Regions from separate parts of the Homo sapiens genome. Here regions 1 and 2 are each linked to region 3. A link is a contact called in ENCODE Hi-C or POLR2A ChIA-PET data. All regions are on one chromosome and are shown on one strand. The core of a region is the stretch at or near the end of the contact, and the rest is flanking DNA. Distances in the headings are between cores, read along the strand shown. Region 1 holds the start of RHOV (ras homolog family member V). Region 2 overlaps SRP14-DT (SRP14 divergent transcript). Region 3 holds the start of CCDC32 (coiled-coil domain containing 32).

Region 1 (2,700 bases), core at 197-2,696, 310 kb after region 3:
CCCTGTTAGGACCATCCCATGAAAATCAAAGTGCCAGGTTTTTTTCTGTGAGCTTTGACTGGAGAAATCCAAATCAGAGCCTTCCCTCCTAGGCTCACCCAGGCATATCAGAGTGGGCAGTTAGAGGCCCATGTCCCCCGAGTGTTCAGAAGGGAACTGAGTCCTATGAGGTGGCCAGGCCCTGCCAGTAGCTGCCGCAAAGGCCCGGGTGCCCCAGGTCTCAGAAGTCTTTGGCCTCCTGCCTACTACTTGCTATGCAGCCATAGCTGCTCAAACGAAGCAGAAGAACTTCTTCCAGCGGCAGCGGGAGAGGGTGCGCACACCTTTGGCATTCAGTTTCTTCTCCAGCCGGGCTTTGTGCTCAATGGCACTGAGAATAGCCGAGTCAAATACTTCCTTCAAGTTCTTCTGCGTCAAGGCTGAGCACTCAAGGTAGCAGCAGGCTCGGATCTTCTCGGCCAGACCCTGAGCCTGGGGTTGGGGCACGGGGCCCTCCCGGCCCCCCTGGTCCAGCTGAATTAGTACGTTGACATCGTCCCTCAGGTCGGCCTGGGTGCCCACCAGCAGCACAGGCGCCTGGGGGTTGTGCGTGCGGATCTCGGGCAGCCATTTCTCTGTGATGTTTTGAAAGGAGCTGGGCTGCACCACGCTGAAGCACGCCAGGAAGACATCGGTATCCGGGTAGCAAAGGGAACGAAGTCGGTCAAAATCCTCCTGGGGTGGGAAGGCCAGGTGGTAAGGATTAGCCCCCCGACACATGGAATCCATTTCTCACCCGGGGCTGGAAACCTGAGACTCCAAGAGCCCAAGGCTTTCTCCATTTGCTCCATATGGGGTCCTCCCAGCCTCCAGCCCATCTCCCCGCAGACCAGTAGAGGCCGCGCCCAGCTTCTCACCTGTCCCGCTGTGTCCCAGAGCTCAATGCGCACCGGAGCTCCATCCACCAGGACTTGCACTGCAGGGGCGGGGCGGGGAGAGCCTGAGTTAGGAAGAGCGTCCTGGGCCGCACCAGCGCCACCTCGGGGCCTGCTCCAGTCTCCTCCCCGGGGTCCTCTGCGCCCTCCCGCCGAGACGCCCGCCCCAGCTCCCCGGTGCACAGCCCCGCCGCAGCCACGCGGCCGCACGGGCGATTGAACGTACGTACCAGAGAAGGTGTCCAGCGCAGTGGGCCGGTAGCGCGCGGGGTACCCATTGCAGGTGTAGCTGACGATGAGGCTGCTCTTGCCCACGGCGCCGTCGCCCACCAGCACGCACTTGATGCCCAGCTCTGGGGGCGCGCTACGCCGCCGCGGGGGAGGGGTCGGGGCCCGGAGCGGGGGCGGCTCGGCCTCGCTCAGCTCCCGCGGCGGCATGGCCCGCTCCGGGGGCAGCAGAGGGGCCAGCCCGGGTCTCGGCTTCGCTGCGCTCGGTGAAGCAGGTCCCGCTGGCTGCCTCTGACTGAATGGGTCCAGGCTGGGCGAGTCGGCCCAGCGCTACCAGCGGGTTTGTGTAGGGCCCCGCCCATCTCATCTACATGTTTCAGGCGGCCCCGGACCCCACCCATCGGCGAAGATCTCCCGCGGCCAGGCACCCTGCGAGGCCAGGCGAGGAGGAGGAAAACCCCGGGAGGAGGAAAGGCAGGCAGAAAGCTGGAGCTCCAAGAGTCACGCAGGTACAAGGACAAAGAATCGTCAAATGAGAATACCAAGAAGAGATAGACATCCATGATTTATTGTTAGGAGGAAGAAGCAAGTTGCAGAACATATAATACAGTATGTTCAGGTTAAACAAGTGTGCAAATTAAACCTTGTTCAACTTACAAGAAACAACTCTATGCATATGTTTGCATGAGTATTAAAAAGTTGGGATAATTTTATTAATGAAAGAATTACTTTTTTAAATATTGAGGCTGAGAGCAGTGGCTCATGCCTGTAATTCCAGCGTTCTGGGAGGCTAAGCCAGGAGGATCACTTGACCCCAGGAGTTCAAGGTTACAGTGAGCTATAATAGTGCCATTGCACTTCAGCATGTGTGACAGATCCTAAAAACAAACAAACAAACAAAAAACCTGTTGACCCCTGAACAAAGCGGGAATTATGGGCGAGAAACCCTGTGCAGTCAGCCGAAAATCCCTATATAACTTTTGACTACCCCAAAATTTAACTATTAATAGCCTGCTGTTGCTGGGCTCCGTGGCTCACGCCTGTAATCCCAGCACTTTGGGAGGCCGAGGTGGGTGGATCACCTGAGGTCAGGAGTTCGAGACCAGCCTGGCCAACATGGTGAAACCCCGTCTCTATTAAAAATACAAAAAATTAGCCAGGTGTGGTGGCGGGTGCCAGTAATCCTAGCTACTCAGGAGGCTGAGGCAGGAGAATCACTTGGACCTGGCAGGTGGAGGTTGCAGTGAGCCAAGATTGGGCCACTCCACTCCAGCCTGGGTGACAGAGCAAGACTCTCTCTTAAAAAACAAAAACAAAAAACCCCCCAAAAAAAGTAGCCAAGCATGGTGGTGTGCATCTGTAATCCCAGCTACTCGGAGGCTGAGGTGGGAGGATGGCTTGAACCTGGGAGGTGGAGGTTGCAGTGAGCTGAGATCATGCCATTGCACTCCAGCCTGGGCAACAGAGCCAGACTTTGTCTCAAAAATAAATAAATAAATAAATAAAAAATAGGCTGGGCGCAGTGGCTCACACCTGTAATCCCAGCATTTTGGGAGGC
Region 2 (2,700 bases), core at 194-2,693, 500 kb before region 3:
CTTGCTGCCATCAGAATGTAAGCATCTGAGGGCAGGGACATTTTCTCTCTGGTCTACACTTATAAACTCTTTTCTAAGAACATACCTGGCACAGATTAGGTGCTCAGAAACATGTGCTGGACAAAAGAATGAATTAATGTTAAGGTCTAGGAAAAGCATGGAGGAGTGGTGGTGGAGAGGAAGACCGTGGGCCAGGTACTAAAATCTGTGAATGAGCAGGAGTGGCCTAGAGTATGGTAAATACTAGAAGGGATGGTGGATGGTCTGGTCTGATGGCATAGCTGCAAAGGAGATGCAGACTTAGGCTGAGGAGGAAGGGGGAGAAACCTACAGGTGGCCATGAAAGCAGGGAGGACAACTCGCTGCCTCCAGGCATACTGATGTGGAAGAAGAAAACAGAGCCAAGACAGGAGGTGGCTGCAAGGAAGCTGTGTGTGGGGGTCAGGCAGGTTTGCAGTAGAACAGGATGGTGAAAGGAATGTTCAAAGGGAAAGTCGAGTGGATGGGGAGATTTTGCTGATGACAAACCATAAGTTCCCGAGAGCAGAGTGAAAGGATCTGGGGGATTGTGTCAGATTAGGGGAATAGAGCTACATGGGGGTGAAAGTCTTGGGGGTGAAGGATGAACAACAGTGTCAGGCTTCTGGAGGTGTCTAGGGACACAAGGCCACAGGGCATGATGGGCTCTCCTGAAGGTCTCTCTTGGGCAAGTGGGTACCCCTGCTCACGCCAGCTCCTCCTCCAGCCAGGGCCCACGGGCCATGGACCACAGTGAGGCAGTGATATTGGCGTTGGAGGGGCCTTGCCAGACACTGAGTGTTCGGGGTGGGAGGAGAGGGCAGCTTTGGGTATTGGAAGGAAAGTCGAGCAGGCACTCCGGAGACTAGATTCTCATCCAAATCTTTCCTACAAACCATGACGTAACATTGGGCAAAATGGTCATGATTTTCCTTATCTATAAAATAGAGAGGAGAGGAGGTCTCTCTTAGCTGTGCAAATCCTGGCCTCTGTCTCCTTCTTTCCCTGACTTCTTCTAGCTCCTGTCTCCTCAGCCCTCCCGACTTGTAGCTAAGCCCTGGCTTTGTATTAACCACCCTCCTGCTGTCAGCATCGCTGAGAGGCATAGCCAAGGCCTGCCCTCTTCCTCCTCCCTGGCTCCAAAATGCTCCATGCACTGTCCCATGCCACTCTGATCCTGAGCAGCCAAGTGGGCAGAATGACACTCCTTTGGGCGTGGAAGTGAACATCAGCCATGAGTAGGGAGAGGAAACTGCCCACAGAGAGGGCAGACTCCATCAGGGGCAAGTGACAAAGCCACAGACTGGCATGAAGAGGCTTCCCAGGCCCTCTGGAAGGCAGTGAAGCCAGCAGCCTGGCTCCTGGGATGGGCTGTCCCCTATTCAGCAGCTCCATGGGCCTGGAAGTGGGCCCAGGGAGCCAGCCAGAAGGAGGCTGTGGCCAGAGGCTTGATTTGCAGCCCAGGACTAGGACGCAGGGTTCTCATCCAGGCTTCACCCACAGCAAATGTGCGACTCTCCCTGGCCCTCTGGGTGGGGATTATAATAACTACCTTGCTTACCCCAGTTGCTGGAGGCCAATATTCACTGAACATTCATCATGAGTCAGGCATTCAGTAATCCTCACAATGGCCCTAGAAATTGGCCTGTACTATTTTCAACCCTTAGGGAGGAGGTGACAGACACATAGAACATCTAAGTAACTTGCCTGACACTCCACAGCTTGTAAGTGGCAGGGCCAGGCTCTTAGCCCTAAACCATACATTAGAGATTTATTATCATTTAGGTCCCTCAACAATCTTGTGATGCAGGTATTACCATCCATTTTACAAACATGGCAATGGCTCAGAAGTCTTCAGTTATTTGCCCAGGGTCACTTGGCTGACTGTAGCAGAATCAGGATTTGAACCCAGGCCCAACTTCAAAGCCAGTCCTCTTCTCATTGGGTTGCGCCCCCAGCATTAGCACAGGGACAGTTCCTCAGGCTGACTGCCCAAGGCCCCATCTGTGCAAACAGGAGAGGAAATGGCAGCCTAACTCCAGGCAGGGCCCGGGCTCAGAAGGGGGTCTACAGGGCTGAAGAGGCAGCTGGCCAGAGATTCCACAGGAAGCATCTTGTTGACACATCTTCATCACTTTGGAATTTGAGCAACAACATTTACCCCTTCTGAAACTCACCCAGAGGAAGCGGATTTTCTGACGCATATGAAGAGTGAGAACTGTCTACATCTAAGTCTTCTTTGAGAACAATACCAGCTGAGCGGCTATTTACATTCCAGCTTCTTTTGAGAATCTCTGAAGATGATTAAGTCATTGTCAGCTGGTAAGGGTTGGTCTCACCACTTCTCATGTTGGATCATTGAGGCAAGAAACCTTCAAAGAATCCTTTTTGGGTATCTTTTAGTGAGGAAAAAAGTGGGGACAAAGATACGTAAGGCAGTACTTGCCAGAAGTCGCGGGGTGGGAAGAGGAAGTGTGCAGAGTTCTAGAGCCTGTCTTCACCTGGGGGATGTGCACTGACGATGCATATACTTGGCTGTGAAGGCCCAAATTTAGGACAGGGAGTTAGAACCACCCACATTGAAAGTCTAAGGGCCTGTTTCATCTTGCAGCCTCACCACGCTCCCACCAATAGCACAAATACTGTAGTACAAATGCTATGCTCAGTAAATGTTAATCAGCC
Region 3 (2,700 bases), core at 138-2,637:
AATTTTATGCTACATATATTTTAACACACACACACACACACACACACACACACAAATCTGTAGGGCATTTCCAGGTTGGACAACCAGCCTGCACTTTTCTCCAAAGATCTCCAAAATGCAACAGTTCTATCTCCAGTCAATTAAATTCTGTTTTTTTTTCTTTCTTTCTTTCTTTTTTTTTTTTGAGACAGAGTCTCGCTCTGTCGCCCAGGCTGGAGTGCAGTGGCGCTAACTTGGCTCACTGCAACCTCCGCCTCCCGGGTTCACGCCATTCTCCTGCCTCAGCCTCCCAAATAGCTGGGACTACAGGCACTCGCCACCACGCCCGGCTAATTTTTTGCATTTTTTAGTAAAGACGGGGTTTCACCGTTTAGCCAGGGTGGTCTCGATCTCCTGATCTTGTGATCCGCCCGCCTCGGCCTCCCAAAGTGCTGGGATTACAGGCGTGAGCCACCGCGCCCGGCCCCTAAATTCTGTTTTCAACAGAACACAGACTAAAGGTCTTTCCACAGTTCCATATACATGAAGATCCTGCTTGGTAAAAAGTGTCTGTCAGAGAGTACTGTTACAATGCAAGGGCTGTGTGCTCAGCGCATGCAGTTCAGCCGTATGTCTCATGCTCTTATTTTAATACAATCACTGAAAGGTAGGTATTTTCACCATTTTACAGATGAAAAAACAAGTTCAGAAGGGTAACTTGCTCTAGGGCACATTACTGATATGTGGGGAATCCTTGACAGGAAAACCAGATCTGTGCTGCTCCAGAATCCATGTTTTTATCAAATACCATCCTGCTTGTTTGGAAAATATAACGAAAGCAGCCCAAGCACGGGCAGGTAGGAAAAGCTACGCAAAGAGCCTGGAGGCTTTTATAACTATCTAGGCATATGAGACAGGCTGACACCTTCTTTCAAGAGGAGACTTAGAAATCAGGAAGGCTGCCTGAGGCAAGGTCTGAATAATGCCAGGAGACAGAGCCCAGCCAGCGTAAAGGCCGGAAGTAAAAGGGACAGCTATGACACGGCGGTCCTGGGTGAACTGATGTCTAGCGCTACAGTGAACCCCCAACCCGAATTCGTCTAAAGCCACCCAAAACCAAAACTTTGCTCACACCAGAGCCCCGCATGGCCCCTTACCCCAGGGCAGGGCGTCCAGAACCACGCAGGAAATTCCGGCGTCCAGATCCCAGGCCTCAGTCGCTCAGGTCTCTAGGGCTGTCTGGACGGGATGAATCAGGTCCCAAGGCCTCTATGTGGTATTCCGGGGCCGGGCCAGAGTGGGAGATCCAAAACGCTGGGCACCCCAGCCCCTCCTCACTTACCGTAACAGCTGCCCAGTAAACGCTTGGCTCAGCTCTGTCGCCTGTAGCCCGGAGGAAATCGGGAGGGGCGGAGTCCCCTAGTGACGGAGCCCAGGAGTCCTCCAACTACCTTCCCACCCGACGATGTTCTGTGCGTCGATTGGTCGAGAGGAGCTCAGCGTGGTGAAGAAGTGAGGAGCAGCAAGAGGCGAGCGGTGGACGGGGCTCTGGTTGCCGGGAAACGGTGGAGTCACGTGCCCTGAGCATTGCCCCTCCCCTCCCGAGGGCCAGGTTGATTCCTTGCAGATCCAGGGTTCCAGTCCCTGCTTGGATAGGGAAGTCGTTTCCAAGACTTTTGACTTTTCCTAGTCGCCGGAGCCAGTTCACCTCCTCCACAACTTTCTCTGTCGGTGTTTGTCTTCTAAAAATTTCACCCCTTCGTTACCCAAATTAGAGCACTTCGGCGGCTTCTTTCCTTACTCTCCCAGGAGACTCGTGTCTCATTCATCAAATTATGAAGCTTTCCTTCATTCATTTAGTCAATAGATACCAAGCACCTGCTGTGTTCTAAGCATTGTGTTAAGCGTGAAGTTAAGACACATATGACTTGATATAAGTCCTGGAGATCCTTACAGCTTAGTAGTGTAGGAAGGGGGTCCGCCATGGAGGCATAAAAGTTTACAAATAACAGTAAACAGTGATAGACAGCCGGGCGCGGTGACTCACGCCTGTAATCCCAGTACTCTAGGAGGCCGAGGCAGGTGGATCACCTGAGGTCAGGAGTTCGAGACCAGCCTGGGTGAAACATGGTGAAACTCTGTCTCTACTAAAAGTACAAAAATTAGCTGAGCATGGTGGCACATGCCTGGAATCCTAGCTATTCGGGAGGCTCAGGCAGGAGAATCGCTTGAACCGGGAAGGCAGAGGTTGCAGTGAGACAAGATCGCACCACTGCATTCCAACCTGGGCAACAGAGCAAGACTGTCTCAAAAAAAAAAAAGGAGGGGGGCGTTGAGGATTATAGAGTATATGATGGAAGTGTGGCCAGAGTACATAAAGGAGAGAGTGGTCATAAGAAGTGTGTGTCAGAATGCTTTGTTGTTGTAGTTGTTAAAGGAGATGACCTTTGATATCCTTCAGGGGATAGATACCAGCTTGTTCATTGAGATCGACCCCTCCCCATCCCCAGCTTCCAGGATCAACACCAGTTACTCTCTCCCAAGAAACACGTGATGAAAGACATCAGCCAACCATCAGTAGCCAAGTAACTTGGCTGAGGAAATAGTTCTCACTCCAGCCTGGGTGACAGAGCAAGACTCCGTCTCAAAAAAAAAAAGAAAGAAAGAAAAAGAAAACAACAACAACAAAAACAACATAGTTTTAGGATTACAGATGTGAGC

Evidence for each region. Hi-C counts contacts between places; a loop is a spot of excess contacts on that map. ChIA-PET counts read pairs that join two places held with the same protein, here RNA polymerase II (POLR2A). Pooled maps may share reads with other maps.
Region 1: a loop to region 3 is called in a map with no recorded cell type, with 2.7 times the contacts of the local background. The contact joins the promoter of RHOV here to the promoter of CCDC32 in region 3. A Hi-C loop is called at or near these places in 1 of 37 single-sample maps with no recorded cell type and 2 of 50 pooled maps. POLR2A ChIA-PET finds 5 or more read pairs at or near these places in 8 of 52 experiments (GM10248, GM12878, H1 and 5 more).
Region 2: a pooled map shows a loop between it and region 3 (2.6-fold over the local background). The contact joins the enhancer-like site here to the promoter of CCDC32 in region 3. A Hi-C loop is called at or near these places in 5 of 37 single-sample maps with no recorded cell type and 5 of 50 pooled maps. POLR2A ChIA-PET finds 5 or more read pairs at or near these places in 1 of 52 experiments (OCI-LY7).

The regions. Positions count from the first base shown.
Region 1 is chr15:40,872,788-40,875,487 of GRCh38, forward strand. RHOV (ras homolog family member V) reads right to left here and starts at 1,447. Exons shown (of 3, transcript NM_133639.4): 1 at 1,145-1,447; 2 at 897-955; 3 at 1-714. The coding sequence starts at 1,352. The coding sequence ends at 271. LOC124903475 (a long non-coding RNA gene) reads left to right here and starts at 955. Exons shown (of 2, transcript XR_007064600.1): 1 at 955-1,136; 2 at 1,523-1,801. RefSeq lists a silencer at 982-1,501.
Region 2 is chr15:40,062,262-40,064,961 of GRCh38, forward strand. The region is part of intron 2 of SRP14-DT (SRP14 divergent transcript); the gene reads left to right. Among named protein-coding and RNA genes, the nearest start is that of SRP14-DT, 24 kb to the left of the region's middle. RefSeq lists enhancers at 254-1,089, 1,936-2,045, 2,456-2,565. Within about 2 kb of position 1,444, at least 12 of the 41 ENCODE cell types and tissues checked have a DNase peak (open chromatin) inside an H3K27ac peak, as active enhancers do; they include OCI-LY7, where a contact is called at or near this core.
Region 3 is chr15:40,563,655-40,566,354 of GRCh38, forward strand. It overlaps CCDC32 (coiled-coil domain containing 32), which reads right to left and starts at 1,388. Exons shown (of 4, transcript NM_001080792.4): 1 at 1,322-1,388. RefSeq lists enhancers at 1,787-1,836, 2,316-2,610.